3 separate regions of the Homo sapiens genome follow, and all the other regions are linked to region 1. A link is a loop called in an ENCODE intact Hi-C map of the cell type or tissue named here. Cell type or tissue: dorsolateral prefrontal cortex. All regions are shown on one strand. Each heading gives the region's core, and the rest is flanking DNA. Links, peaks and the distances in the headings are about the cores only. Region 1 overlaps RALY (RALY heterogeneous nuclear ribonucleoprotein). Region 2 has its middle 17 kb from the start of EIF2S2. Region 3 has its middle 60 kb from the start of RALY.

Region 1 (10,188 bases), core at 3,238-8,237:
TTGTATATTGTTCCTCCCTCCTGCCAGGCCTCTTCTGGTGTCACTACCCAATGGGAATTCCTCTTAAACACTCTCCCTTTTGGTAGAGCCTTCCGTGCTGCTCCTACCCCTTCTCTGATCTCTCAGACTACTTTGCTTGGGGAGTAGACCATCTCAGGGCACGTGTGCCTTGTGGCCATGGTAGATGTCGCCTGCTGGATTGGGATTTGCTTGAGGTCCCAGACCAACCGCTGGATAAATAAATAAATAAATGATTGGTTAGTTAGTTATTTGATAATACCTGGCCCATAATTAGCTCCGTGTTTGGATATTTATAATTACAATCAGATGGATAAGTCTGTGTTTGGATGACTTATTTGGCAAAAAATAAAGAGGTTGACAATCATTTGTAGGTCTTCAATTCTAACTCAGTATCGGGGATTATAGGCATAAGTTACCTACCCATCCCTCCTTAACTTGTCCCCTTCCTGGAACTATGAAGGGGAGCTTGTCGCAGATGGTAAGCCTCAGCCTAAGGCCACAGACAAGAGTAGAGTTAGTGTTCAAGATGCAGGGAGGGTGGGATTATATACCCAGAGCATGCTATGGGGAGATAACTGAGGCCTGCCTTCTGTTTCTGCTTTGGGGTATCCTCTCAGGGCCCATTAGATATGGATACCAATGTCAGTAGTATAGGACCGCGCAGTACAGTTGAGGGGTGAGAATGACTCAGCAAAGCTGGAACCCCTCTTGGCTGGTGGTTCCGTCCTCTCCCAGCCCCATTCAGTAGTGGTTTGACAGGAATGGGGCAGGGACACCTTTGTGAAGTTTCTAGGTTTGGTTGCAGATACTAGGACAAGGGAGAGCATGCATAGGCTCCCTACTCCCTACCCCCAACTCCCTTACTCTCAGGCAAAGTGTGATGCACAGGGAGATGACATAGTAAAGAACATACCATCTTAGGGCTGGGATGTGGAGGAGCTAGAGTGCCAGGCTAGGTTCATCTGTTTTCATAGAGCATTTGGGTTATCCAGTTTCTTAATACCTGCTAGTCCCACCCATTATACTAGCACTTTACTCATATTATCTCCAGTTCTTATCCTAATTCTGGGAGGTTGGTATAATTTCCGTTTTGCAGTTGAGGACTCTGAGGCCCAGCAAGTGAAAGGATATGGCCACAGTTACAGTTTCAAGTGATAGGTCTCGGATTGGAACTCAGTCCTGTCGGACTCTAGGGCCTGAGCTATTTTTGCTATTTCATGTGCATTTGTCCTTTGTTACTAAGAAATCGTTTTTAAAAAACAGGTTCCCAGAGAGGGGGCTTCTTGAAAAGCAAGTAGAGCAGAAGACTGGTGAGCACGGTGTTTCCCAGCATCTCCACAGTGCCAGCACAGAGGAGGACACTCAAGAAATGTTTGTTAAGTGAGTGAAGGAGATAGGAAGTGGGTAATAATAGAAATTGGCATAATCCATATTCTTTGATAGTACATTACAGATGCAACAGAGCGCTTTCACATCAATTAGCCTATTTGATTCTTGTATCAGACCTGAAAGGTAATCAGGGAAGAGATTATTTCTGTTTTCGGATTAAAGACAAGAAGGCCTAGGGAAGTTAAATGACTTGTTGCAGGTCACATGACTAAGAACAGCAGAGCCAAGGCCAAGCCTTCTGGACCTGTAGCCTGCACTGCTTACACTTCACCCATCCAGGAGCTTTTGCTGTTTGACATGCAGGGAGCTGACTCATGAGAGTGGGAATGGTCAGGAACTAAAGAGCATTCCTTGGGAAATTAGTCCTGTCTGGCCAGTAACAATCATTTGGGCACTGCTAATGAACCAGGGCTTGGCCAGTTTAATGAGATTAATAGATGTTCTGTCATCCCTGGCCGCCTGGTAAAAGCAGGAGCCTCTGGACCAAGGAGGCCCTGGACACTGATGAGTCTAATTGCTTGACTTTCTCCAGAAATAGTCTTCCCATCACTAGTAGCTGTTTTCCTTCTGAACCACCCGGATGTCCCCAGGGTTATCTAAGGGCAGAGAGCTGGCCACAGGCTGCTGTGACCCTCATCCCCATGCAGGAGAATAAGGCCAGAGGGGTCCAGCAGGACTGAACCAAGACAGAGACTATAAATAGCATTGGGGGCATCAAGACCTAAAGCAGCAGCTCCTCCCTTGAAATGAGTATTTCAGGAGGAAGAGATTTAGTGCTGGGGAGGATTTACAGAGTTCTCTGAGTGCCTGAGACTAGACTTGATCTGATAGGATTTGGAGCACATGAGGGGTGACATGGCAGAGTTTTAGAGTGTTAAGACAGCCATTGAGACAGTGGAATGGAGAGTGTCGAGTAAGAAGCCTTGATTCAGGACCCCTAGCTACACTCCCCTCACCAGCTGGTTGACCTTAAGTAAGTCACTTATCTTTGCTGATCCTCTTTTTTTTTTTTTTTTTTTCATTTATAAAATGGGGCGGGATGGGTGCAGTGGCTTATGCCTGTAATCCCAGCAGTTTGGGAAGCAAAGGAGGGTGGATCAGGAGTTCGAGACCAGCCTGACTAGCATGGTGAAACCCCGTCTCTACTAAAAATACAAAAATTAGCTGGCTGTGGTGGCGGGCACCTGTAGTACCAGCTACTCAGGAGGCTGAGGCAGAAGAATTGCTTGAACCCGGGAAGCGGAGGTTGCAGTGAGCCAAGATCGTGCCATTGTACTCCAGCCTGGGCAACAGATGTCTGGTGAGAGCCCTCTTACAGTTTCATGGACAACCATCTTTTCACTGTGTTCGCACATGATAGAAGACACAAAGTAGCTCTCTGGGCCTCTTATTTGTTTATTTTGTAGAGATGGGGTCTCATGATGTAGCCTAGGCTGGTCTCCAACTCCAGGCCTCAAAGGATCCTCCCATCTTGGCTTCCCAAAGTGCTGGGATTACTTGCGTGAGCCACTTCCTGGCCTGGGGCTCTTTTTTTTTTTAAAGGTATTAAACTCATTCTTGAGGTCTTTCCCTTCCCTTTGGGACCTCATCACTCCCAAAGCCCCACTTCCTAATACCATCACATTAGGGATTAGGTTTCAACACACAGATTTGGTGGAGGAGGCACATTCATACCATAAGAGATATAAACTGGCTTTGTTCACTAAAATTCTGTACAACTGTGAGGAATTGTAGTAGAAAAGGGAAAGGGTGAGGACCAAGGAGAGCGTGTGTGGCTGACTCAAGGTAACATAATCTTGCCAGGGAAGTCAGAACCCAAGGCATCCCTGTGCCATGTGCAATCTTGCCCCTGCAGGTGCCTGTTTTTGAGGTCCTGATTCCAGTTCTGGCTTTGCTCTATTAACCAGTTACCTTGCTTCTCTGAACCTATCTCAGTTTCCCTATGTCAAACACCTCCTCACAGGGCTGTTGTGAGGGTTAAATACTGTAATACTGTGCAGCATTCAGTAATTAGTGGCCGTCCTTTTCTTTTTTTCTTTTTTTGACGGAAAGTCTCGCTCTGTCGCCTAGGCTGGAGTGCAGTGGCGGTGATCAAACAGTTCTCCTGCCTCAGCCTCCCAAGTAGCTGGGATTACAGACATCTGCCACCATGCCCGGCTAATTTTTTTTTTTTTAAAGTAGAGACGGGGTTTCACCATGTTAGCTAGGCTGGTCCTGAACTCCTAACCTCAAGTGATCCACCTGCCTTGGCCTCCCAAAGTGCTGGGATTATGGGCGTGAGCCACTGTGCCCAGCCAGTGGCTGTTGTTACTGTGACGGCTCTCTGGGTGTCTCATTTACCCAAAGATCAGAGGTACCTTTTAGGGCTTTTCTACCTTTGCAAACCCCTGCCACTTTTCTCCATGTTCAGGCTTGTTTTTTGTTGAATTTGTTTTTGCCACATTTCTTCTACTCTTACTAGCCTGGAGAAGCAGGCCCATCCCTTTGAGCCGTAAATTGCATTTCAAAGCCTGTTTCACTAGTGGATTTTAATTAGCTTAAAAGGCCCAGCTTTTATGCAGCAATTGTTTCTCCTGCAGGTAAAGGTGAAGGCACTTATTGGGGAGCCAGTCCCCAGTTTTCTCAAACGTAGCTTTTTTCTTTTTTCTTTTTTTTTTTTTTTTGAGACACTGTGCTCTCTCCCAGCTCCTCAGTGTCCTGGGGGCCTGTCTCTTACCAGCCCCAAATGAAAAATGGAATATAAGGACCCTAGACTTAGCGTCAGAAGACCCATGGGGTAATCTTGTCTCTGCTACTCACTAGCTGTAGCATCCTGGCCAAGTTTTTACTGTGGGTAAAACTTCTCTTCTGTTCTTCCGAGTAAGAGCATTTATAAGCTCCATGTGCACACAGGTCTCTGCTCATCTGACATTGCAGAAGTCTCTAGGAATAAATTTGCTTCTCTCCTTTCCCCCAGCCACCAAGAACAATCCTTCTACCCACCTCTCCTCAGCTCATTGCTAAACCTAGGACCCCTGGGGGCTGCAGACACCTTGCTCTCAATTACACAGCTAATCTGTGAGGCAGAGCTTGGCCCAGGGCAGGAAATAGCTTACCAAGTGAAGTAGCTCCTGCTGAATGGATGTCAATATTTTCTAGGGCTGCCACTCTAAGCTAGGGGGTACCTTGAAAAGCATAGGAAGAATTGGGTGGGAGGGATTGAGTTGGTCTGTGGAAGTGGGTGTTTGGTTGAAAGATTAGAAAATGGTATCTGGGACCTCTGCCCTAGTGGTCCTAACCACTTAAGGCAGCCCACAGCTAGACCTTCTGACCACCTCCTGGGACATATGTTTAACCACTCCCTCCCTAACATTGATTGAACACTTACTGTGCCCCGAGTTTTGTCAGGCCTGCCCTATAACATTTGCAGGGCAGAGTAATAAGAGTACAAATAGAGACCCATGTACCATATGTTTAAACATTTGAAGGTTCTGAATGAAGCTAATAAATTGTGATGTTCCCAACAACCTGGAATACCATGTCTTAATTTAGAATTCTTGGACTCATTAGGATTCTGTACTTGAACCTGGCAGTTCAGGGAGACCTAGCCTGGCTCTACCTCCTTTTCATTCCCTTTCCCACCTCTATCCCTCACTTAGAGGAGCCTCATCAACATGTGTGTGGTCACTCAAGCCTTTGCACACCCCCACAGATACCTGTCTCCTTGGGCTGAGGGAGTCCACACAACTGTAGCACATCCCACTTTCCAAAGGAGTGTACAGGGCATGAAAGTGGATAGGGGGCTGTTTAGACGAGGAGCTCAAGAGGTTGGGTACCTAGCGCATGCCATAGGTGAGCATTTCTCCTTTTAACTGCAGATTTCTCACCCAGAGCAGCATTTGCAACCACATACATACACTTCCCAAGTCTCTCCTCTACAGATCAGAAAACTGATCTTCATATGCCATGGCTTCTGGCTGCCCCTCCTTGGCATTATACAGAATGTGTTCCACTGTGACCTTTACCCTCATCTAGAATGGGGTTCGCAGATGGCAGTATTGGAATAAAGAGGTGCAAGCCAGTGTAATTACAAGATCTTGTGAAGGGCTTTAGGGTTTGCAAAGTCCTTTTATGTACATCATTCCAAACCCCAAGGAATGAGAGAAAAGACTGGCAGGGCCAAACCTTAAAAACTTGGCTCACCAGTCAAGGTGAGTCCTGATCTCGTCACAATACCACGAACAGCTGTTCAGCAAATGCTTCCTGCTCAGTGGTGCTTGTGGCTCCCAGTAGAGGTCACTCTTTGTATCTCTATCCACACCCCAGGCTTGGTTGACTCCCTCTAGCCAAAGCAGGTGGCTTCTCCCTAGGCCAAAACTATAGCACTTTGAGCTGAACCACCTAGGAGAGAATCATCTGATGCCCACACAGGGGCCCTATTAACTTCTTGTATACCCGTGGATAGACAAGGAATTAACCCTTGAATGGCTTGTCATCCATGTAGGAGAGGGACTGTCAGCGAGAACTGTGAGGAATGGCAAGCCCATGGGAAAAACATGTATTGAGCATTTCCTGCCTCGTATGCACAGTGTGTTACTACCTTTGTGTCCCTCACTGCCTGATAAGTGTAGATGAGTGGAACCAAAGGCAAACTGAGTAACAAGAGTCTGTCTCTTTCCAAGTCAGTTCCAAAGCTGGCACCAGCCCCTTCATCAGTAGCAGTGATGGGACCCTCTCAGCCCCTTTCCTTTATCTGAGATAATGCACTGCTGACTCTAGTATATCCATTGGGTTCACTTTAAGCCTAACCCTGGGAGCAGTTTCTTCCCAAGTTGGGCTCACGTCCAGCCTATGATTCCCTTGTAAACAGTACCACCTGCTGGTCAGAACGTGCCAGCTTCCAGGCTGGGAGGATTTAAGAGAAAAAGAGTCTCTTATCCCCTAGTGGGATAAGAGATACAGATGTATCTTTTCCAGTTCACTGAAAAGAAGTCCCCCCAAAATATTAGGTAAATAGGTTGGCAGACTGATGAAAGTTTTTATATATGCTATTTGGAGTCTTTTATCACCTGAAATGGCCTTAAGGTTAGGTTACTGAGATAGGAGGGTTCCAAAAGGGAGTGGCATCAACCTGTACCAATGAGCAGAAGACTGGGCCGGGAACTGCCAAGGCTTAACTTGAGGCTTTTCCTACTGAAATTGAGCTTCTCTCCTTTCCCCTTTCCTCTTGGAGCCTATGCCCAGCCGTAAACTGTACGGGAAAAATTTGTACAGCCCTTTGGGGTAAAAGACCTGGCCAGAATATAGAGAGCAAAGGGTAGGTGCAGTCTCATCTCTAAGCCAAACAGAACAAAATTTGAACGAGTTAGTATTAATATGGGTAACTAAAAAATAAATTTATTAAAAATAATTCTCAGGTGAATGTGCTGACTTTCTGTGGTATCTAAATTGGCTTTAGCTCTGGGAAGCAAAATGATAAAGTTGAAAGAAATAGACTTTAGTGACAGACTGACCTGTGTTCGAATGCTCATTACTAGTAAGTTAATGAACTTGTCAATCAGTTTCTGGTAAAATATGAGTAATCATGACATTAACTTGTGGGATCTTGGGATTATTCAGTATTGTATACCACCCTTAGCCACAGCGAGTGCCTGGTGAGGCTTTGTGTTAGTCCATTCTTGCACTGTTATAAAGAAATACCTGAGACTGGGTAATTTATAATGAAAAGTTTAATTGGTTCACAGTTCTGCAGGCCGTACAGGCTTCTGCTTCTTGGGAGGCCTCAGGAAATTTACAATCATAGTGGAAGGCGACGGGGAAGTAGACACGTCTTCATATGGCCAGGGCAGGAGGAAAAGAGACAGTGGGAGGTGCTACACACGTCTAAACACCAGATCTCACGAGCAGTCACTCACTATCATGAGAGCAGCACCAAGGGGGAAATGCATGATTTCAGTCACCATGATCCAGTCACCTCCCACCAGGCCCCACCTCCAGCACTGGGGATTACAATTAGACATGAGATTTGGGCGGGGACACAAATTCAAACCATTATCGGGCTTAGCTAGCATACCCTTTTCAAAATGGTTGGTAGCAATTCAGACAGGTCTGTGTCTGGATCAGACTAAGCAGTTTTCTTTTCTTTTCTTTTTTTTTTTTAGACAGAGTCTGGCTCTGTCGCCCAGGCTGGAGTGCAGTGGCTTACTGCAACCTCCACCTCCTGGGTTCAAGCAATTTTCCTGCCTCAGCCTCCCGAGTAGCTGGGATTACAGGTACCCGCCACCACGCCTGGCTAATTTTTTGTATTTTTAGTAGAGACGGGGTTTCGCCATGTTGGCCAGGCTGGTTTCGAACTCCTGACCTTAGGTGATGCACCCGTCTCGGCCTCCAAAGTGCTGGGATTACAGTTGTGAGCCACCATGCCCGGCCCCTGCAATTTTCATCATATGGTGGTGGTCTAGAGTAAACATCACTTGCAAATACCATGTGACCATGGTTCTACATTGAAGATCTTCAAATTTAGATCCTGAATGGGATAACATTTGAGATGAGCATTAAAGGAGTAGACTCAAAAGAATTAGAGTCAAGCAGATCAGGGGGTCAGATCCCAGCCCTGCCATTCACTAACATTGTGGTCTCTCTGAATGTGAGATTTCTCCCTTGTAAAATGTTGTGGTTCTGCATATCATGTGAGTAACAAATGAGGGAATGTATGTAAAGCACCTGGCATGAGGTCAGCAGCCAATATGTGGCAACTCTTGGTAATATGACAAGAAAACAAGATGCAGGAACAGGTAGGCTGGATGCTATAAGGGTTAAGGAAGGTAAGAGGCAATTCATTTATCCAGGATATGGGCCGTGGGCAGTCCTTGAGCCCAGCCCAGGGACCCAGCTTCACCGAGGCTCTTTTTCTTCAGGTGGGCACCATGTCCTTGAAGCTTCAGGCAAGCAATGTAACCAACAAGAATGACCCCAAGTCCATCAACTCTCGAGTCTTCATTGGAAACCTCAACACAGCTCTGGTGAAGAAATCAGATGTGGAGACCATCTTCTCTAAGTATGGCCGTGTGGCCGGCTGTTCTGTGCACAAGGGCTATGCCTTTGTTCAGTACTCCAATGAGCGCCATGCCCGGGCAGCTGTGCTGGGAGAGAATGGGCGGGTGCTGGCCGGGCAGACCCTGGGTAAGCCTCTCTTCACTATATTCTCCTAGTATTCTCTAGAATAGCTGCTATCACTATCCAGTTCTCAACCCCCTTCTCTCTTTCTCTCACCGCTACCACTGCTCTGAGATTTTATAAATTTATAAGCTATGTTTAAGTTTTAAATAGTTATAAAATTAATCCCTATAGGGAAGAATTTTAGAAGCCTCTGGAAAACACTTCTGACCTGTCTCTGCTTTCTCAGAGCTTCTTAGTGACAGGCTTTACAGTTCCAGTTAAAATGCAGATTCTCCAGAGAAAGAGAACAGAGTGGCCTAGAACAGCCTGTTACACCGGGTACAGATGACTTAGGTTAGAACCCTTTCTGAGAGCGAGCAGGAGGGCCTGAGAGCACAAGGACAGTGTGAATACGCTTGGTTTTGGTGTCATGTCCATGTGATATGACTATGCTAGTGGTCTCTCTTGAAGTATGTACAGTGTTCATGCATGTGCATTTACTCCTGTGTATATGTGTATGTTTGAAAAGGGGTATCTGTATGTGTTTTTTCCTGAACAAGAAGTATATGGATTGACTGAACATGTGGAGATATGTGGACACAACCCTTGTATGTATAGATGTAGTGTGTGTGTGTGTGTGTGTGTGTGTGTGTGAGAGAGAGAACATATTTGAATGTGTCAGCAGATATACATATATTCATTTACCAGGTATTTATTGAGACCTTTTCATGTAGTAAGGACTATTCTAGGCATGAAGGTGTTTGGTAGAACATCCATGTGAATGTGCATTGGCTCATTTGCATGTGGGTAGTTGTCTATACTGAGTGTACTTGAGAATACACGTTACCTGTGTGTGAGTTTCTTACCTGGATATGTGAATGTATGTGTGAGTGTGGCTCTGTGTATGCGTTCCCATGTACCTGATGTGTTACGCATTTACATGAGTGTATTTGAGAATGCATATAGGAATATTCGACGTGTGTGTGTGGTGGGGCGGGGGGGAGGACATGTTTATGAGCATGCCTGGATGGATCTGAAAGTGTATGGACATATAAACAGGCATATCCATGTGATACCTGGATATGAATCTAATGTTTGAAGATTAGATGTATGAAGACCTTTGTTGGCACCATCAGTGAGCAGAATCCATGTGTATACCGTGTAAGCACATGAATTGCTGTGCGTGTGCATGAGGTTGATGTGTGTGGGCACACTGTCATGTTAGCATTCCAACTCTGCCTTCTCCCTCCACACAGACATCAACATGGCTGGAGAGCCTAAGCCTGACAGACCCAAGGGGCTAAAGAGAGCAGCATCTGCCATATACAGGTGGGGCTGTCTGACTGTCTGTCTGTCTGGTGGGATGACTCTCTCTTTCCACAGAGGGAGTAAATGCTGGTGTGACAGTGTGCTGAATCTAGAACTTGGGGAGGTGTCTGGAGATGAGGGCCTGTGGAAAGTGGGCTGAGTGGCCGTCCCTAAGCTCCAGCCCTCTCCCCTTTGTTTCCCCAGTGGCTACATCTTTGACTATGATTACTACCGGGACGACTTCTACGACAGGTGAGCAGGGGAGGGGCGTGCCCAGGCATGAAACAGCCAAGCTGGAAGGGTCTTGAGAGATTGTTGGTGCAGCCCACTGAG
Region 2 (10,188 bases), core at 2,680-7,679, 60 kb after region 1:
CCATATCTATGAATTTTCTGGTTCTAACTTTTTTTAATAGGAGCAAAGAGTGGACATCTTGACAGTCTTGCACTTCTGTTTATGCTTGGACAGATTAAACACATATGTTTATCCCTGTTCACTCCCCAAATCACTGAAGTGACAGTGAGTTAACATTTTTAGGTTTACCAGTCTACAGACAAAGAGAATAAGAAAGAAATCAATAGCAGATTAAGGATATCAACAAATTTTTGGAAGATGGAAAACCATAGCTGAGCTGAGAAAACAATTCTAAATGTTTGCTGAGGGTTATACTAACAAGGGACAAACAGATTCGTACTGCAGAACACTAGAATGTCAGGACTGGGACAGAGCAGATCAGAGGTGATGTGAGAGGCAGAAGAGAGAGGGTTTGGCTGAAAGCCTTTATAGGAAGTGAAACTGCCAGGTCTTTTTCTCCATCCTACTCACTTAGACAACTACCCTTTCATCTCCCTAGCAGCCCCTGGGACAAAATTGAGGTAGAGAAGTTCCAGACACTGAGATACCAGGCACAGCTAAAGATATAATAGCAGGGAGGCTAAGGTAGGAGGATTTCAGACTGAAAACAGAGATTAGATGAATTGTCTACATGCTGAATGGTGAAGCGCACTCAGTCCTCCTGCTGAAATTTATTCCAGGAATGCTGACAGCAAGGCTTGTATTCTCCAGGCAAGATATCAGGGAATTAATTTTAATTAATTAACCCCAGAGGAAAGATCTATACATACTGATATTTGAGGTCCCCCAACAAAACACCTAGGTACCCACTTTATCATCCTACAGATAAACTTCCTGTTAACACAGAGCTTCCAAATACTTAGTGACTCACTCTTAAATATGAAGAGACAACAAAGGGTCACCAGATATTTAAGATAAACCTCCACCAGGAAAGACAGCATCAAATAGAGAAAAAAGAAACTCAAAGGGAACAGAAACTGAAGAGAACAGAAAAATATTTTTAAAAAACAATAAGCAGTCTATGAGAGATAATAGAAAATACTGCATCCATAAAGCAAAGATAAAATGCTCTAAAAAAAATAGAGTAAGTAACAGCTCTGGGGAATTAAAAATATAATAGAAAAATTGGCTGGGCATTATGGCTCATGCCTGTAATCCCAGCACTTTGAGAAGCCAAGGTAGAAGGATTGTTTAAAGCCAGGAGTTCAAGACCAACCAGGGCAATATTAGATAGACCTCTTCTCTGCTAAACATTCTTTTAAAAAGAGAAATTAGGCTTGGTTCAGTGGCTCACGCCTGTAATCCCAGCACTTTGGGAGGCCGAGGCGGGCGGATCACGAGGTCAGGAGATCGAGACCATCCTGGCTAACATGGTGAAACCCCATCTGTACTAAAAATACAAAAAATTAGCCGGGCATGATGGCGAACACGTGTAGTCCCAGCTACTAGGGAGGCTGAGGCGGAAGAATGACATGAACCCAGGAGGCAGAGCTTGCAGTGAGCCGAGATCACACTACTGCACTCCAGCCTGGGCAACAGAGCGAGACTCCATCTCAAAAAAATAATAAATAAATAAATAAATAAATAAATAATAAAAAAAGAAAAAAAATTAGCCAGCTGTGGTGGCTCATGCATGTGGTCCCAGCTACTTAGGAGGCTGAGTCAGGAGGGCTGCTCAAGCCCAGGAGATGGAGGCTGCAGTGAGCTATGATCATGCCACTGCACTCCAGCCTGGGCAATACAGCAAGACCTGTTCTCAAATAATAATAATAGAAAAATAAATAATTTATATAAGTCTTAATATATAAAGTTGAGGAAATCTCTCAGAAAGTAGAACAGAAATACAAATGGAAAAATAAAAGAGAAAAGATAATTAGAGGATGAATCCATAAGGTCGACCATTAGATTAACAGGAGTTCTGGAAATACAGAAGAAATGGAAGAAAATTATCAAAGAAACTGAGTTTCCAGAGTGGCAGAGCCTGCTGAGTGCCCAGCATAATGAAAGAAAACAAAACAAAGGAAAAACATTATGGCACATCATCATGAAATTTTTTAACACAAAGGATAAAGAGAAAATCAAAAATCTTGGTGATAGGAGGTGAGGAGGGGGCAGGGAAAGGGCAACAGGTTACTTATGAAAGAGCAGGTAATAGGAATAGCATTTTTGTCCATAGTAACATTAGTGGCTAGAAGACGATATAGGGAGGCTTTCAAAATTCTGAGAGAAAATACGTTTTCAATCTAGAACTCCTATACTAAGCCATATTATCAGTCAAGTATGAGGAATAAATAAGTATATTTTTAGGCATGCAAGGATCAGAAATTTACCCCTCATCCCCACATAACTTTTCTTAGGAAAGCACTGGAGGATTTGCTCTAGTAAAACAAGAAAGACAGAAAAAAAATCCTAAAATTTGTATGGAACAAAAAGTCCAAATAGTCAAAGCAATCCTAAGCAAAAAGAACAAAGCTAGAGGCATCACACCACCTGAATTTAAAATATACTGCAAGGCTCTAATAACCAAAACAGCATGGTATTGATATAAAAACACAGACCAAGGGAACAAAAAGAGAACCCAGAAATAAATCCACGTACAGCCAATTGATTTTTGACAAAGGTACCAAGCACATACATTGGGGAAAAATGTTGTTGGGAAAACTGGATATCCATATCCAGAAGAATGAAACTAAACTCCTGTCTCTCACCATACGCAAAAAATCAACTCAAAATGTATAGGGAAAAGAAAGAGCGATCAGACTGTTACTGTGTCTATCTAGAAAAAGTAAGACAAAAGAAACTCCATTTTGATCTGTACTAAGAAAAATTGTTCTGCTTTGAGATGCTGTTAATCTGTAACTCTTGTCCCAACCCTGTGCTCACAAAAACATGTGCTGTATTGACTCAAGTTTTAAGGGATTTAGGGCTGTGCAGGATGTGCTTTGTTAAAAATGTTTTTGCAGCCAGGCGCAGTGGCTCATGCCTGTAATCCCAGCACTTTGGGAGGCCGAGGCGGGCAGATCATGAGGTCAGGAGATCGAGATCATCTTGGCTAATATGGTGAAACCCTGTCTGTACTAAAAATACAAAAGATTAGCCAGGCGTGGTGGCGGGCCCCTGTAGTCCCAGCTACTCGGGAGGCTGAGGCAGGAGAATGGCATGAACCTGGGAGGCGGAGCTTGCAGTTAGCCGAGATTGAGCCACTGCACTCCAGCCTGGGTGACAGAGCAAGACTCCGTCTCAAAAAAAAAAAAAAAAAAAAAATCACACCTGTAATCCCAGCACTTTGGGAGGCTGAGGCGGGCAGATCACGAGGTCTGGAGATCAAGACCATCCTGGCTAACACGGTGAAATCCCGTCTCTACTAAAAATACAACAAATTAGCTGGGCGTGGTGGTAGGCGCCTGTAGTCCCAGCTACTCGGGAGGCTGAGGCAGGAGAATGGCATGAACCCAGGAGGCAGAGCTTGCAGTGAGCCGAGATCGTGCCACTGCACTCCAGCCTGGGCGACAGCGCAACACTCCTTCTCAAAAAAAAAAAAAAATGTGTTTGCAGGCAGTATGCTTTGTGAAAGTCATCGCCATTCTCCATTCTCTATTAATCAGGGACACAATGCACTGTGGAAGGCCGCAGGGACCCCTGCCCAAGAAAGCCTGGGTATTGTCCAGGTTTCCCCGGACTGAGACAGCCTGAGATATGGCCTCGTGGGGAGGGAAAGACCTTACAGCCCCCCAGCCCGACACCCGTAAAGGGTCTGTGCTAAGGAGATTAGTGAAATAGGAAGGCCTCTATGCGGTAGAGATAAGAGTGTGGCATCTGTCTCCTGCACGTCCCTGGGAATGGAATGTCTCGGTGTAAAACCCGACCATACATTCTATTTACTGAGATAGGAGAAAACCTCCTTATGGCTGGAGATGAGACATCATGGCGGCAATACTGCTCTGTTACTCTTTACTGCACTGAGGTGTTTATGTAAGCTTAAACATAAATCTAGCGATTGTGCACATCCAGGCACAGCACCTTTTCTTAAACTTATTCATGACACAGAGTCTTTGCTCACATGGTCTTCTGCTGATCCTCTCCCCACCTTCACCCTATAGCCCCGCCACATTCCCCTTGCTGAGATAGTAAAGATAGTGATCAATAAATACTGAGGGAACTCAGAGACCAGCGCTGGTGCAGGTCCTCACTTGCTGAGCGCCGGTCCCTGGGCCCATTTTTCTTCCGCTATACTTTGTCTCTATGTCTTATTTCCTTTTCTCAGTCTCTCGTCTCCACCTTGCGAGAAATACCCACAGGTGTGCAGGGGCAGGCCCTCTTCATCTGGTGCCCAATGTGGGTTCCTTTCTCTACGGTGAAGATACGCTAGAGTGTGATCATTGAAGACAAATCGACGAGAGATTCCCGAAGACTTCCATGATCAGCCTTGTGGTAAGCTTGTGCACTCAGAGAAACCCAGGGTAAGAATGGGTCAAACTGAAAGCAAATATGCCTCTTATCTCAGCTTTATTAAAGTTATTTTAAGAAGAGGGGGAGTTAGAGCCTCCACAGAAATCTAATCATGCTATTTCAAACAATAGAACAATTCTGCCTATGGTTTCCAGAATAGGGAACGTTAGATCTAAAAGACTGGGAAAAAATTGGCAAAGAATTAAAACAAGCAAATAGGGAGGATAAAATCATCCCACTTACAGTATGGAATGATTGGGCCATTATTAAAATAGGTTTAGAATCATTTCAAACAGAAGAAGATAGCGTTTCAGTTTCTGATGCCCCTGAAAGCTGTGTAATAGATTGTGAGGAAGAGGCAGGGACAGAATTCAAGAAAGTAACGCAAGGTTCACAGTATAAAAAGGTAGATGAGTCTGGCTGGGCGCAGTGGCTCACACCTGTAATCCCAGCACTGTGGGAGGCCGAGGCGGATGGATCACAAGGTCAGGAGATCGAGACCGTCCTGGCTAACACAGTGAAACCCTGTCTTTACTAAAAAAATACAAAAACTTAGCCAGGCGTCGTGGCAGGTGTCTGTAGTCCCAGCTACTCGGGAGGCTGAGGCAGGAGAATGGCGTGAACCTGGGAGGCGGAGCTTGCAGTGAGCCGAGATGGCACCACTGCACTCCAGCCTGGGCAACAGAGCGAGACTCCGTCTCGAAAAAAAAAAAAAGAAAAAAAGGGTAGAAGAGTGTAATGGCTCAGTCAACGGAAAATGTTGACTACAACCAATTACAGGAGGTAATATATTATGAACCATCAAAATTGGGGGGAAAAGGTCTAGAACTATTGGGGCCATCAGAGTCTAACCCACGATGGCCAACTCCTCCTCCCACAGTTCAGATGCCCGTAACATTACAACCTCAAATGCAGGTTAGACAAGTACAAACCCCAAGAGAATATCAGATAGAAAAGGATAGTCTCTATCACAGCAATGCCAATCCAGATACAGTATTCACAATATCAGCTGGTAGAAAGTAAGACCCAACCGCCAGTACCCTATCAATACTGACCGCCAGCCGAACTTCAGTATCAGCCGCCCCCCAGAAAATCAGTATGGACAGCCAGGAACGTTTCCAGCACCACAGGGCACGCACGGCGATATAGCCTCAGCTGCCCACTATGAGACTTAATCCTACACCACCACCTAGTGGACAGGATGGTGCATTACATGAAATTATTGAGAAGGCAAGAAAACAAGGAGAGATACTGAGGCGTTTTAATTTCAAGTAATATTAGAGCCCATACTACCTGGAGAAGGGCCCTCCCCAAGCTGATGCCAGATATGAGTCCTTTTCTATAAAAATGCTAAAAGACATGAAAGAGGGAGTAAAACAGTATGGACCCAATTCTCCTTATATGAGAACATTATTAGATTCCATTGCTCATGGAAATAGACTTATTCCTTATGACTGGGAAATTTTGGCCAAATCATCACTCTCACCTTCTCAATTTTTACAATTTAAGACCTGGTGGATTGATGGGGTACAACAACAGATCCGCAAAAATAGGGCCGCCAATCCCAGTTAACATAGATGCAGGTAAAAAATAGAAAAATTAAACCACAAAAAATAGAAATAAGAAAAGACACATTAAAAACATTAAATGACTTTCAAAAATTGCTAGGAGATATTAATTGGATTTGGCCAATTTTAGGCATTCCTACTTATGCCATGTCAAATTTGTTCTCTATCTTAAGAGGGGACCCGGACTTAAATAGTAAAAGAATATTGACCCCAGAGGCAGCAAAAGAAATTGAATTAGTTGAAGAAAAAATTTGGTCAGCACAAGTAAATAGAATAGATCCCTTGGTCCCACTCCAACTTTTGATTTTTGCTACTGCACATTCTCTGACAGGCATCATTGTTCAAAATACTGATCTTGTGGAGTGGTCATTCCTTCCTCACAGTACAATTAAGACTTTTACATTGCATCAAATAGCTACATTAATTGGTCAGGCAAGGTTATGAATAATAAAATTGTGTGGAAGTGACCCAGACAAAATCATTGTTCCTTTAAACAAGGAACAGGTTAGACAAGCCTTTATCAATTCTTGTACATGGCAGACTGGTCTTGCTGATTTTGTGGGAATTATTGACAATCATTACCCAAAAACAAAAACCTTCCAGTTTTTAAAATTGACTACTTGGATTTTACCTAAAATTACCAGACATGAACCTTTAGAAAATGCTCTGACGGTGTTTACTAATGGTTCCAGCAATGAAAAAGCAGCTTACATTGGGCCAAAAGAACAAGTCATCGAAACTCAATATCACTGGGCTCAAAGAGCAGAGTTGGTTACAGTCATTACAGTGTTACAAGATTTTAATCAGCCTATTAATATTGTATCAGATTCTGCATATGTAGTACAGGCTACAAGGGATGTTGAGACAGCCCTAATCAAATATAGTATTGATGATCAGTTAAACCAGCTGTTCAACTTATTACAACAAACTGTGAGAAAAAGAAATTTCCCATTTTGTATTACTCACATTGAAGCACACACTAATTTACCAGGGTCTTTAACTAAAGCAAATGAACAAGCTGACTTACTGGTATCATCTGCATTCATAAAAGCACAAGAACTTCATGCTTTGACTCATGTAAATGCAGCAGGATTAAAAATAAATTTGATATCTCATGGAAACAGGCAAAAAATATTGTACAACATTGCACCCAGAGTCAAGTCCTACACCTGCCCACTCAAGAGGCGGGAGTTAATCCCAGAGGTCTATGTCCTAATGCGTTATGGCAAACGGATGTCACACATGTATCTTCATTTGGAAAATTATCATTTGTCCATGTGACAGTTGATACTTATTCACATTTCGTATGGGCAACTTGCGAGACAGGAGAAAGTACTTCCCATGTTAAAAGACATTTATTATATTGTTTTGCTCTCATGGGAGTTCTGGAAAAAATTAAAACTGACAATGGGCCAGGATACTGTAGTAAAACATTCCAAAAATTCTTAAATCAGTGGAAAATTACACATACAACAGGAATTCCCTATAATTCCCAAGGATAGGCCATAGTTGAAAGAACTAATAGAACACTCAAAACTCAATTGGTTAAACAAAAAAGAACTCTCCCTTTCCCTCTCCCTCTCCCCCTCCCTCTCCATCTCTGTCTCCATCTCCCTCTCCCCACGGTCTCCTTCTCCCTGTCTTTCCACGGTCTCCCTCTGATGCCGAGCCGAAGCTGGACTGTACTGCTGCCATCTCGGCTCACTGCAACCTCCCTGCCTGATTCTCCTGCCTCAGCCTGCTGAGTGCCTGGGATTGCAGGCACGCGCCGCCACGCCTAACTGGTTTTCGTATTTTTTTGGTGGAGACGGGGTTTCGCTGGGTTGGCCGGGCTGGTCTCCAGCTCCTAACCGCGAGTGATCTGCTAGCCTCAGCCTCCCGAGGTGCCGGGATTGCAGACGGAGTCTCGTTCACTCAGTGCTCAATGTTGCCCAGGCTGGAGTGCAGTGGCGTGATCTCGGCTAGCTACAACCTCCACCTCCCAGCCGCCTGCCTTAGCCTCCCAAAGTGCGGAGATTGCAGCCTCTGCCCGGCCGCCACCCCGTCTGGGAAGTGAGGAGCGTCTCTGCCTGGCCGTCCATCGTCTGGGATGTGAGGAGCCCCTCTGCCCGGCTGCCCAGTCTGGGAAGTGAGGAGCGCCTCTTCCCGGCCGCCATCCCATCTAGGAAGTGAGGAGCGTCTCTGCCCGGCCGCCCATCGTCTGAGATGTGGGGAGCGTCTCTGCCCCGCTGCCCCGTCTGGGATGTGAGGAGCACCTCTGCCCGGCCGCCACCCCATCTGGGAGGTGAGGAGCGTCTCTGCCCGGCTGCCCCGTCTGAGAAGTGAGGAGCCCCTCCGCCCGGCAGGTGCCCCATCTGAGAAGTGAGGAGCCCCTCCACCCGGCAGGCGCCCCTTCTGGGAAGTGAGGAGCGCCTCCGCCCGGCAGCTGCCCCGTCCGGGAGGGAGGTGGGGGGCCCTCCGGGAGGGAGGTGGGGGTCAGCCCCCGCCAGGCCAGCCGCCCCGTCCAGGAGGGAGGTGGGGGGGTCGGCCCCCCGCCCGGCCAGTCGCCCCATCCGGGAGGTGAGGGGTGCCTCTGCCTGGCTGCCCCAACTGGGAAGTGAGGAGCCCCTCTGCCCGGCCAGCCGCCCCATCCGGGAGGGAGGTGGGGGGGTCAGTCCCCCGCCCGGCCAGCCGCCCCGTCCGGGAGGGAGGTGGGGGGGTCAGCCCCCCGCACGGCCAGCTGCCCCGTCCGGGTGGTGAGGGGCACCTCTGCCCGGCCGCCCCTACTGGGAAGTGAGGAGCCCCTCTGCCCGGCCAGCCGCCCCGTCCGGGAGGGAGGTGAGGGGGTCAGCCCCCTGCCCGGCCAGCCGCCCCGTCCGGGAGGTGAGGGACGCCTCTGCCCGGCCGCCCCTGCTGGGAGGTGGGGAGCCCCTCTGCCTGGCCACCACCCCGTCTGAGAGGTGTGCCCAACAGCTCATTGAGAGCGGGCCGGGATGACAATGGCGGCTTTGTGCAATAGAAAGGGGGGAAGGGTGGGGAAAAGATTGAGAAATCGGATGGTTGCGGTGTCTGTGTAGAAAGAGGTAGACATGGGAGACTTTTCATTTTGTTCTGTACTAAGAAAAATTATTCTGCCTTGGGATCCTGTTGATCTGTGACCTTACCCCCAACCCTGTGCTCTCTGAAACATGTGCTGCGTCCACTCATGGTTAAATGGATTAAGGGTGGTGCAAGATGTGCTTTGTTAAACAGATGCTTGAAGGCAGCATGCTCGTTAAGAATCATCACCACTCCCTAATCTCAAGTACCCAGGGACACAAACACTGCGGAAGGCCGCTGCCTAGGAGAACCAGAGACCTTTGTTCACTTGTTTATCTGCTGACCTTCCCTCCACTATTGTCCTATGACCCTGCCAAATCCCCCTCTGTGAGAAACACCCAAGAATGATCAATAAAAATTAAAAAAAAAAACAAAAAAAAAAAAACAAAAAAAAAAAGAAAAAGCTGACACAGTTCTCTGAAAAAAGCCTAGAGAACACAAGGGTGACACAAACTCCAGAGAGTATGCTGCTTGCAGCTTTGATGATTGTATCAACAGTGGTAAGTCACCCCATGTCTGCAGGAGCAGCTGCAGCTAATTATACCTACTGGGCCTATGTGCCTTTCCCACCCTTAATTCGGGCAGTCACATGGATGGATAATCCTATTGAAGTATATGTTAATAATAGTGCATGGGTACCTGGCCCCATAGAGGATCGTTGCCCTGCCCAACTCGAGGAAGAAGGAATGATGATGAATATTTCAATTGAGTATCGTTATACTCCTATTTGCCTAGGGAGGGCACAAGGATGCTTAATGCCTGAAACCCAAAATTGGTTGGTAGAAGTACCTACTGTCAGTACCACCAGTAGATTTACTTATCACATGGTGAGTGGAATGTCACTCAGGCCACAGGTAAATTATTTACAGGACCCTTCTTATTAAAGATCATTATAATCTAAGTCTAAGGGGAAGCCTTGGCCCAAGGAAATTCCCAAAGGATCAAAAAGCCCAGAAGTTTTAGTTTGGGAAGAATGTGTGGCTGATAGTGCGGTGATACTACAAAACAATGAATTCAGAACTATTATAGATTGGGCATCTCGAGGTCAATTCTACCGCAGTTGCACAGGACAAACTCAATCTTGTTCCAGTGCACATGTGAGTCCGGCTGTGAA
Region 3 (10,188 bases), core at 2,890-7,889, 140 kb before region 1:
TGGGATTACAAGCACCCACCACCATGCCCGGCTAGTTTTTTTTTTTTTTTTTTTTTTTGTATTTTTAGTAGAGACGGGGGTTTCACCATATTCACCAGGCTGGTCTGGAACTCCTGACCTCAAGTGATCCGCCCGCCTTGGCCTCCCAAAATGCTGGAATTACAGGCATGAGCCACTGCGCCCAGCGCCAGCTAATTTTTTTATTTTTGTAGAGACAGAGGTCTCCCTGTTTTGCCCGGGCTGGTCTCAAACTGCTGGGCTCAAGTGATCCTCTCGCCTCGGCCTCCCAAAATGCTGGGATAACAGGCGTGAGCCACTGTGCCCAGGGCTGGCCTCTCTTGGGGCCTCCCTCCTTGGCTTGCAAATGGCCACGTTCTCACTGCGTCCTCATGGGGTCTTTCCTCTGGGTGCACATCCCTGGTGTCTCTCTTGTGTGTCCAAATTTTCTCTTCTCCCAAGGAGAGTAAGCTCTGATTATGGCTGACCCTAATGGCCTCATTTTACTCAATCCCCTCTTTTTAAAAAAATTTTTTTTTAAATTTGAGACGGAGTTTCACTCTCGTTGCCCAGGCTGGAGTGCAGTGGTGCGATCTCAGCTCACTGACTGCAACCTCCGCCTCCCAGGTTCAAGCGATTCTCCTGCCTCTGCTTCCTGAGTGGCTGGGATTACAGGTGCACGCCACCATGCCTGGCTAATACAATCCCCTCTTTAAAGGTTCTATCTTTAGATAGAAGACAATATTTAAAATATTGTCTTCAGATACGGAGGTACTGGGGATTAAGGCTTCAATATATGAATTTTAGGGGACACAATTCAGCCCATAACAAAGGGCTTGAGATGAAAATTCACACAGCATCTGGGCTGGGGCAAGGGAGCCACCATGGCTGGTGCCCTGCCTATGTCTGCAAGACCCTCAGCTCTACCCCCTGAAGGTATAATCGCAAACACCTGCCACCTCCCACCTGAGGGCTTTTATCTGGCTGCTTTCTGCTGAGGGCACGTCCACCTGCATGCAGGGAAAGCCTACTAGAGGGTTAATGGCCAGAAGCAGCCCTCCACCAATGACTGATGGGATACAGACCCAGCTCCCTTGCCTGGGGTGGGGCAACTCTGCTTCCATGATCTACACTGTCTCCAGCATCCCCGGGCAGGAATGGGCTCCCATTGCCCACGGGGTAACTGGCTTGATCATGTGCCTTTCTTTTCTCTGTCTCACTTTGCCACTCCCCTACTGGTACTTCCTGGGATCACCTCCCAAGTAAATGACTTGCCCTTGAACCTCTGTCTCAAGGTCAGCTTCTGGGGGAACCCAAACAGTTAGGTGGCATGTGGACATGATGTGGAGATACGGGCAGAGGAAGCTGGCGTGGGAGGGGAGAGAGGGAAACGTGGATTCCAAGAGAGGGAAAGGGTTTCTGGGTTCCTGAGTCTCTAGTTCTGGTACCTATGAGCACTGCCCTGTGCCTCTCCCCCGTGGCTCTCCAAGTAGTTACATAAGTGGGGTGTTAGGTGTTCTGGAACCTAAGCTAGTTTAGCCTCTTCCCTATCTAGATGCAGCAAATTCTCTTGGACTCTTCCAGATTCTTCCCTCAAATATGGAATTATCAGGCAAGTTGATGCCTCTTGCTCTGGGGGAAAGGTAGCCCCAAGACATTCTGTGGCTATGTAAATATGCCCCCCAAAATAAATCCATGGTTTGTAGAGTGAAAGTTGAGCAAATCTGCATACAGGCCAGGAGCTACCCAGAAGGTCAGGAATCGAGGCCACATGCCCTTTTCTTTTGAGGTAAAACATGATCACAACCTTTCTGGTTAATTGTGATGAGCCTGACTGAGGCCCCTGGAGGAAAAAAAGATGTAAAGACCCACAGGGAAAAGAACCGTACCTGTGGGAGTCTGCACTAATGACTAGTGTTAAATACCAACTTCTTCCGTAGCTGCTTCTGGTTATGACTTCAAGTATGTTTTCTCATTCTCAGCATAATTGAAAGGCGTCAAATGATTAACACCAGAGGTTAAGATCTAGAACAATTTTGTCCAACCTGTGGGCTGCAAGCACCCCAGGGCAGCTTTGAATGTGGCCCAACTTTCTTAAGATGTTATGAGACTTTTTTTGTGATGTATAAATTATATAAGCTCTTCAGCTACCGTTAGTGTATTTTACATGTGGCCCAAGACTATTCTTCTTCCAATGTGGCCCAGGGAAGCCAAAAGATTGGGCACCCCTGATCTAGAAGTTAGGAGTCTTTCAGGAAGCTAAGAATAACTTACAGACACCTGATTCTATAACTCTATGAAACGTCTTAGATTCTTTGGTCTTAAAATAGTATTGGCCCAGGCGCGGTGGCTCATGCCTGTAATCCCAGCACTTTGGGAGGGTGAGGCAGGTAGATCACCTGAGGTGAGGAGTTTGAGAGCAGCCTGACCAACATGGCGAAACCCCGTCTCTAGTAAAAATACAAAAACTAGCCAGGCTTGGGGGCAGGTGCCTGTAATCCCAGTTACTCGGGAGGCTGAGGCACGAGAATCACTTGAACCCGGGAGGCAGAGGTTACAATGAGCTGAGATCGTGCCACTGCACTCCAGCCTGGGTGACAGAGCAAGACTGCCTCAAAAAAAAAAAAAAAAAAAAAAAAAAAAAAGTGGAGTACGATCATAATCTGTGTAGGCAGGAGAGAGGAAGCAATGGAGCCAGCAGGGTCTCGAGTCAGAGAGGAGTGGGAGTGGTTGGGTTGGCTGGCTTCAAGACTAGAGGGGTTCTTAATAATATAGGGTGCTATAGTCACAAGTGGGGGTGCATCCCAGGTGTTAGCAGGGTCCAACCCTTGGGTCTAGGGGTAGCATGATATTTATGACAATAATGATGGTGAACATGATAATGGGCATGACCACTCCTGTTTACAGGTGAGAAAACTTTACCCCTCTCAGCAGGACTGTCAGGTCCAAGGAGTAAAATTGGACCCTAAAAAATAGGATTCAACAGTCCTATTTGGGTCAGGGTGAACTCTTTGGCACCAAGGCTCTGGACACTTTGAGGGTGAAGCCAGGTGGGGTGGGGCTGGTTCTGGGGAAGGGCTGGTTCTGGGGAAGGGCTGGTTCTGGGGAAGGGCTGGTTCTGGGGAAGGGCTGGTTCTGGTGGCCTGAGATGCAGCAGGACTGAACAGGACTGTCCTTCCAGTAACCTCCATCCTTCCTCATCGAGCATGTCCCAACCCCAAACCTGTTTGGCACTTGCCTGATGGATTTAAATTGATGCCCTCAAAACTGCAAAACTAGGGCCAGTTCTCCCCCCTTTCTGTCCACGCACCTTCAAGAATTTAATGAGCTTGTCTAGGTTAAAATGTGTTATTCAAGCCCAATGTTTGTGGTATCACTGAGGAAGCAAATCCCAAACTAATAGAAGTTGCATGTAATGTAAAATAGCAATTAATCTCCATCATGAAGGGTAAGAAAAATTAACAAACCGCTGTTCAAATATTTATTAGGAGGAGAGACTGGACAGATATTCTTAGTCTATTACTGGGGGCAATTGAAATACAAGGAAACTGGGCTGGGCGCGGTGGCTCACGCCTATAGTCCTAGCACTTTGGGAGGCCGAGGCGGGTGGATTACCTGAGGTTGGGAGTTTAACACCAGCCTGACCAACATGGAGAAACCCCATCTCTACTAAAAATTCAAAATCAGCTGGGTGTGGTGGTGCATGCCTATAATCCCAGCTACTTTGGGAGGCTGAGGCAGGAGAATCGCTTGAACTCGGGAGGCAGAGGTTATGGTGAGCCGAGATCCTGCCATTGCACCCAAGCCTGGACAACAAGAGCAAAACTCTGTCTCAAAAAAAAAAAAAAAAACCAAGGAAACTGTCTGGTCCGTAACTGGGCATGGGGATGGGGTGGGCTTAGAAATGATTCCAGTAGGTGAGGGGTTCAGTGCCAGCCCAGGTGGGTGGGGAGGGGTGAGACCTGTGGTCTCTTTGACATATTAGAGTGGTGGGCAACTTCTGGATGCTTCTTCTCACCTCTTCTTGCTGAAATCAGGTTATGGTTGTTCAGCCTGACATGATGGCCATCTTCGACACAGGCAGGAGGATTCTGGCCCCTGCTCCAGCCAGAGGTTTAGCCCTGAACCCCAGCCTTGACCCCTCCTACCGTTGTCCTGCCTCTATGTTCCCTTCATCTACCTCCTCTTTTTGATGGCCTTGGCAATTCTTTTTTGTTTTTTTTTGAGATTGGAGTCTCATTCTGTAGCCCAGGCTGGAGTGCAGTGGTGCAACCTTGGCTCACTGCAACCTCGGCTCACTGCAACCTCCACCTCCCGGGTTCAAGTGATTCTCCTGCATCAGCTAGAGAATCGAGTAGCTGGGATTACAGGCACCCACCACCACGCCCAGCTAATTTTTTTTTTTTTTTTTTTTTTGTATTTATAGTAGAGATGGGGTTTCACCGTGTTGGCCAGGCTTGTCTCAAACTCCTGACTTCAAGTGATCCGCCCACCTCGGCCTCCCAAAGTGCTAGGATTACAGTTGTTAGCCACTGCAATTGGCCTAGGCAATTCTTAACAACTCTGGATTTTTCCCTACAAATGCTGAGCCACTCCCACAGGATTACCAACCACCTGTCCTCCTCCTACCAATACCCCACCTAAGACCTAGATAAAGGTGATGATAAAGGCTGGCACCTGGAAAACAAGGGTTCAGGCTTCCTTTCCCAGCTGAGGGAGATGCCTCCAAAGATGGCCGCCAACAACGCCTCCTGTCCCTGGACACGCAGGCTCCTGTCAAGAGGTGGCACTATTTCTCCTCCCTAGAATTTGGGCTGGCCTTGTGACCTGCTTTCACTTGTGCCGGTTCCATGCCTGGCTTGTAAGAGGCCTAGCAGCTTCTGTTCTCTTGGAGCCCTGAGCCACTGAGAAAGAAATCCAACTAACCTTCTGGAGACAGGCCCAGCCAGGGCCCAGCCGGTCCAACTACTCCTTGACAACCAAGGCTGCCACAAAGACAGGATAGAGGAAGGAACACAGAGGCAGGGCAATGGGAGGAGCCATTTAAGGCTGAGGTTCAGGGATGAGCCCCTGGATAGGGAAGGGGCCAGAACCTTTCTATGTGTGTCTTGAATGTTCCAGCTCCAGCTGAATGTGGGAGTGATCCCCAAAAATACCTTGTGGAGCAGAACTTCCCGTCTGCGTCTGGACATCCCTTAGAACCATAAGAAATAACTGTAATGAAGGCCAGGCCCGGTGGCTCACACCTGTAATCCCAGCACTTTGGGAGGCTCAGGTGGATAACCTGAGGTCGAGAGGTTGAGACCAGCCAGACCAACACCGAGAAACCCAGTCTCTACTAAAAATACAAAATTAGCCAGGTGTGGTGGCGCATGCCTCCCAGCTACTTGGGAGCCTGAAGCAGGAGAATTGCTTGAACCTGGGAGGCGGAGGTTGCGGTGAGCTGAGATTGAGCCATTGCCCTCCAGCCTGGGCAACAAGAGTGAAACTCTGTCCCAAAAAGAAAGGAAGGAAGGAAGGAAGGGAGGGAGGGAGGGTGGACTGTAATGGTTAATACTGAGTGTCAACTTGATTGGATTGAAGGATACAAAGTATTGATCCTGGGTGTGCCTGTGAGGGTGTTACCAAAGGAGATTAACATTTGAGTCAGTGGGCTGGAAAAGGCAGACCCACCCTCAATCTGGGTGGATAGCATCTAATCAGCTGCCAGCATGGCTAGAATATAAAGCAGGCAGAAAAAAGTGAAAAGGTGAGATGGGCCTAGCGTCCCAGCCTACATCTTTCTCCTCTGCTGGATGCTTCCTGCCCTTGAGCATCCAAGTTCTTCAGTTTTGGGACTCAGACTGGCTCTCTGCTCCTCAGCTTACAGACGGCCTATCGTGGGACCTTGTGATTATGTGAGTTAATACTTAATAAACTCTCCTTTATATATATATATATATACATATATATATCCTATTTGTTCTGACCCTCTAGAGAACCGTGACTAATACAATAAACATCATCATTTTAAGCCACTGAGATTTGGAGTGGAGTAGCGTATTAAATAGCAATAGGTAACTGAGACTCCAGCCCAGCTAGGACCAGTCTGGCACCCCCCTGCCATTTTGGATGCTGCAAACTATACTTGGCCAACTTCAGGATCCCCAGTTGACACCTACATGGGGTCTCCTGCTGCTGACCACCTGTCAGGGCTGCTCTGCCCACCAAGCTTCAAGCGGAAGCTCATGCCATTGTTCAACAAACATGGAGTCGCACCTGCTATTTAAGCCAATCCCTGTATTGGCCGCTGAGGATTCAGAGACACACTCCTGGCCTCTGAGGAGTTCACAGGCCCAAGGGGAGTCCGGCAGGAAGATAACATGCTAAAAGTCAGGGTGCAGAGTGTGAAATAGTAGCAGGACACAGTCCCAGGCAAGTTCAGGAGGTGGGAGTGGCAGCTATGCCCCAGTAGGCTTCATGGGGTTGGGTATTTGAGTGGTCAGCAGGGAGTTCTCCAGGCAGGTTGATTTTGTGCTGTCCCCTGTGGCCCTTCTCAATGCCGTTGCCTGCCCTCTGACCCCCTGCTCCCCAGCCCTGGGCCTCTGTGCTTCACCCAGGCAGGTTTTGCCCTCACTGGAGCCAGGCTCTACAGCCAATGGAGGATTTTAAGCAGAATGACATGGTGGTTGATGTTAGGTGAGGATTGGGAGGAACCAGAGACCTGGCCAGAGATGGGGAGCTCAGTGACAAGGCAGTTGCAGTGGTTAAGGTAAGAGAATCGTGGTGGAAAAGGAGCAAAGATCTGTGCCAAGGGGAGAGCCTAGGATTCAGAGGAGCCAGGCAACCAGGTCAAAGTGCATGGACCCCCAATCCAGTGCTGATTCCACTGTAGAGCGAATAAAAAGTAATTTTAAAGGTTAAAAATACAGATGAGTACGTGGAGGTAAATACAAGGATGTCCTCGGGAGCTGTGATTGTGATGGTAAGAAGTTGGAAAGAATCTGTCTATCAAGAGGAAAATAATTACATAAATTATGGTAATTCTTACGATAGAACATTATCAAGGAGCTAAAAGGAATGAACTCAGGCATATGTAACAACATGAGTAAGTCTTGCAAATACACTGTTGCATAAAGAAAAGCTGCATAATGATATATATGGTAAAAAATCCACTTATTTACTAAAATATACAAAATAATATTATATATTTTCTATGGGTTCCTATAAAATGCGTGAATATATTTTTGAAAGATCTGGAAGGCACTTGCCAAGTTCAATATTTGGAAAGGGGCCATGGACCAGGATTGCAGAAGGTGGGCAAAGAAAACTTGTGCTCCGTTCATAATTTTTTTTTAAAGAATGGTTCCATTTTACTGACATAATTAAATATTAATTAAAAATAGAAAACAATGAATTAAGGATTTGATTCATAGGTATTGTTAATCCCCCAAAATAATCAGCTCAGACCTTCACCCTCTGATCCCTCAAGGGAGCTGAAGTCCTACTACCAGACACTCATTCTGTGCCAGCGTCTGGGTGGCGGGAGTGTCACTGAGGAAAGGAGGGGATGAGAGTGTACCGAACCCCTGTTGTTTGGCATGTTGTTTGTTGGCACATGACAAATCTTGTGTCATTGAATTGTCACAGCTACCCTAAGCCGTGGGGGTGGGGGGGGCGCGGGTATGACGATTCTTATTGTACAGATGAGCTGCGTGCATTTGGGAAATTCAGTCAAATAAATAGTTCAAGATCACACAGCATGCAAGTGGAAAGATTTGAACCCAGGTCTGTATTGTCCCAAAAGCCATACCCTCTCCTCTGTACCAAGGAGGAACAAGAGGACAGACAGGCATGGAATCACCTGGGAGCTTTCAAAGCACACAGGTGCCAGATCCTGCCCTCAGAGATGCCGATGTGATTGACCTGGGGTGGGGCCTGGGCTTTTTTTTTTCTTTTTTTAAAGCTGTGACTATGCCCTGCCAGGCTTGAGGACAACTGCCTTAACTGGAGTCCAGCTCATTCCTCTCAGATCAGCCACCACGGGGTGACTCTTTCAACCGTGCCTCCCATTACTCAAGGGCTGTCCTTTTGGACAATGACTTTGTGAGAAGTGTTTATTACACTTGGGTGCATTTTAAAAAGGTGGCTCACAAACCCTGTCTCAGATTTGAGTTCCCATTTTCTCACTGTTTTTTTATTAGAGAATTCGAGACGGGTTCTTCAAGAAAAAAAATTACCCTAAGAAATAACCACCTTATAGAACGAGCAGGATCATGAATAAAAAAAAAGAAATTAAAAAAATAACCAGTAATAATTTTATGTATTTTATTTTACTTTATTTATTTATTTGAGACATAGTCTTGCTCTGTTGCCCAGGCTGGAGTGCAGTGGCACACTGCAACCCCCGCTGTAGAACTCGGCTCACTGCAAACCCCGCCTCCCAGGTTCAATCAATTCTCCTGACTCAGCTTCCCAAGTAGCTGGGATTACAGGTGCACACCACCATGCCTGGCTAATTTTCGTATTTTAGTAGAGACGGGGTTTCACCATGTTGGCCAGGCTGGTCTTGAACTCCTGACCTCAAGTGATCTGCTTGCCTCAGCCTCCCAAACTTCTGGGATTACAGGCGTGAGCTACCATGCCCAGCCTAATTTTATTTATTTTAAAGTCAGCGTTTCCTAGACCTCAGGCATTTGGGAGACAGCTTCACATTTGCCATGTTTGTATCACCACTGTTAATTTACTTAACATTTCACTTTAAATCAATACATAGTTCATAAACTTAAAAACTTTTATTTTAAAAGATAACTGTGTATCATCACTAAAAATGAAAAGCAAAAATACTTGTAATAAACACATAACCATAAAAATAAAACATGGTTACTTTGTGTCCTACCTAAAATTTAGGAGCTCATATACCACCAGTGATGTGTGTCCTGTATTTTGGGAAATAGTTATAAATACTAAATTGAAAAGACTGAAACTTTTAGATAAAATCTTAATGACTCCTAGGGCATTTCTCACATGGATTATTGCCAGATCCTCCTAACTGACCTTCCTGTTTCTAAGCTCATCACCCCCATTCCCCACCTATTTTCCTCCCAGCAGACAGTGGTATCTTTTTTTTTTTTTTTTTTTTTTGAGATGGAGTTTTGTTCTTGTTGCCCAGGCTGGAGTGCAATGGTGCAATCTTGGCTCACTGCAACCTCCCCACCTCCTGGGTTCAAGCAATTCTCCTGCCTCAGCCTCCCAAGTCATTGGGATTACAGGCATGTGCCACCACGCCTAGCTAATTTTTTGTGTTTAGTAGAGATGGGGGTTTCACCATGTTAGTCAGGCTGGCCTTGAACTCCTGACCTCAGGTGATCCACCCACCTCGGCCTCCCAAAGTGCTGGGATTACAGGCGTGTGCCACCACATTGGGCCTGGTATTCTTTAAAAATTTACATCAGATGATGTCATTTATCCATCCAAACCCTCCGTTTGCTCTCATCTCATTCAGGGTAAAAGATATAGAACCTACTATAGCTGACACCTTTTCTACGCAAAGTGAGGTCCATCGGCCAGCAGTATCAATATCATCTGAGAACTGGTTAGGAATGCAGTATCCAGGCATGGTGGCATGCACCTGTAGTCCCAGCTACTTGGGAGGCTAAGGCAGGAGGATCGCCAGGAGTTCAAGGCTGCAGTGAGCTATGACTGCACCACTGCACCCCAGCCTGGATGACAGAGTGAGATCTATCTCTAAAATTAAAAAAAAAGAAAAAAAAGCAGAATCTCAGATCCCACCCCAGACCTGAATCAGAGCCTGCATTTTAACAAGATCCCCAGGTGATTCATAATGCACATTAAAGTTTCAGAGGCACCTTAGTGGTCTCCTCACCTACCACAGTCCTTCTCCCACTGCCTCAGCCACCAGGCTTCCTTGCTATTCCTCTGCCACACCAATCTTGCTCCTACCTCAGGGCTTTTGCACTTCCTGTTTCCCTGCCTAGAACACTTGCCAGAGCCTGGGTTCCCCAGAAAGCAGAGCCAGAAGAAAGCTCATAGTTTGTTTTTTGTTTTTTCTTTTTTTTGAGATGGAGTCTCACGGTGTTGCCCAGGCTGGAGTGCAGTGGCGTGATCTTGGCTCACTGCAACCTCTGCCTCCCGGGTTCAAGCGATTCTCCCACCTCAGCCTCCTGAGTAGCTGGGATTACAGGTGTGTGC

Evidence for each region. A loop is a pair of places that touch in the nucleus more often than their neighbours do. Peaks named below come from ENCODE experiments on the same cell type or tissue, not always from the same donor. Only the 100,000 strongest peaks of a DNase experiment are listed, where the experiment ranks them.
Region 2: it touches region 1 in a loop (5-fold over the local background); 39 of 110 quality-filtered maps call a loop at or near these places.
Region 3: it touches region 1 in a loop (9-fold over the local background); 84 of 110 quality-filtered maps call a loop at or near these places.

Annotation. Positions count from the first base shown.
Region 1 is chr20:34,063,760-34,073,947 of GRCh38, forward strand. It overlaps RALY (RALY heterogeneous nuclear ribonucleoprotein), which reads left to right. Exons shown (of 10, transcript NM_016732.3): 3 at 8,307-8,571; 4 at 9,804-9,876; 5 at 10,060-10,107. The coding sequence starts at 8,316. Among named protein-coding and RNA genes, the nearest start is that of MIR4755, 20 kb to the left of the region's middle. In dorsolateral prefrontal cortex, for the core only: CTCF peaks have their summits at 6,272 (motif pointing left) and 6,472; DNase peaks (open chromatin) are centred at 5,665 and 6,252; H3K27ac peaks cover 354 bases.
Region 2 is chr20:34,124,231-34,134,418 of GRCh38, forward strand. No RefSeq gene overlaps it. Among named protein-coding and RNA genes, the nearest start is that of EIF2S2, 17 kb to the left of the region's middle. RefSeq lists a silencer at 464-533 and an enhancer at 5,473-5,767. In dorsolateral prefrontal cortex, for the core only: CTCF peaks have their summits at 5,629 (motif pointing left) and 5,830; a DNase peak (open chromatin) is centred at 5,561; H3K4me3 peaks cover 689 bases.
Region 3 is chr20:33,928,838-33,939,025 of GRCh38, forward strand. No RefSeq gene overlaps it. Among named protein-coding and RNA genes, the nearest start is that of RALY, 60 kb to the right of the region's middle. RefSeq lists an enhancer at 4,361-4,861. In dorsolateral prefrontal cortex, for the core only: a CTCF peak has its summit at 4,777 (motif pointing right); a DNase peak (open chromatin) is centred at 4,834; H3K27ac peaks cover 920 bases.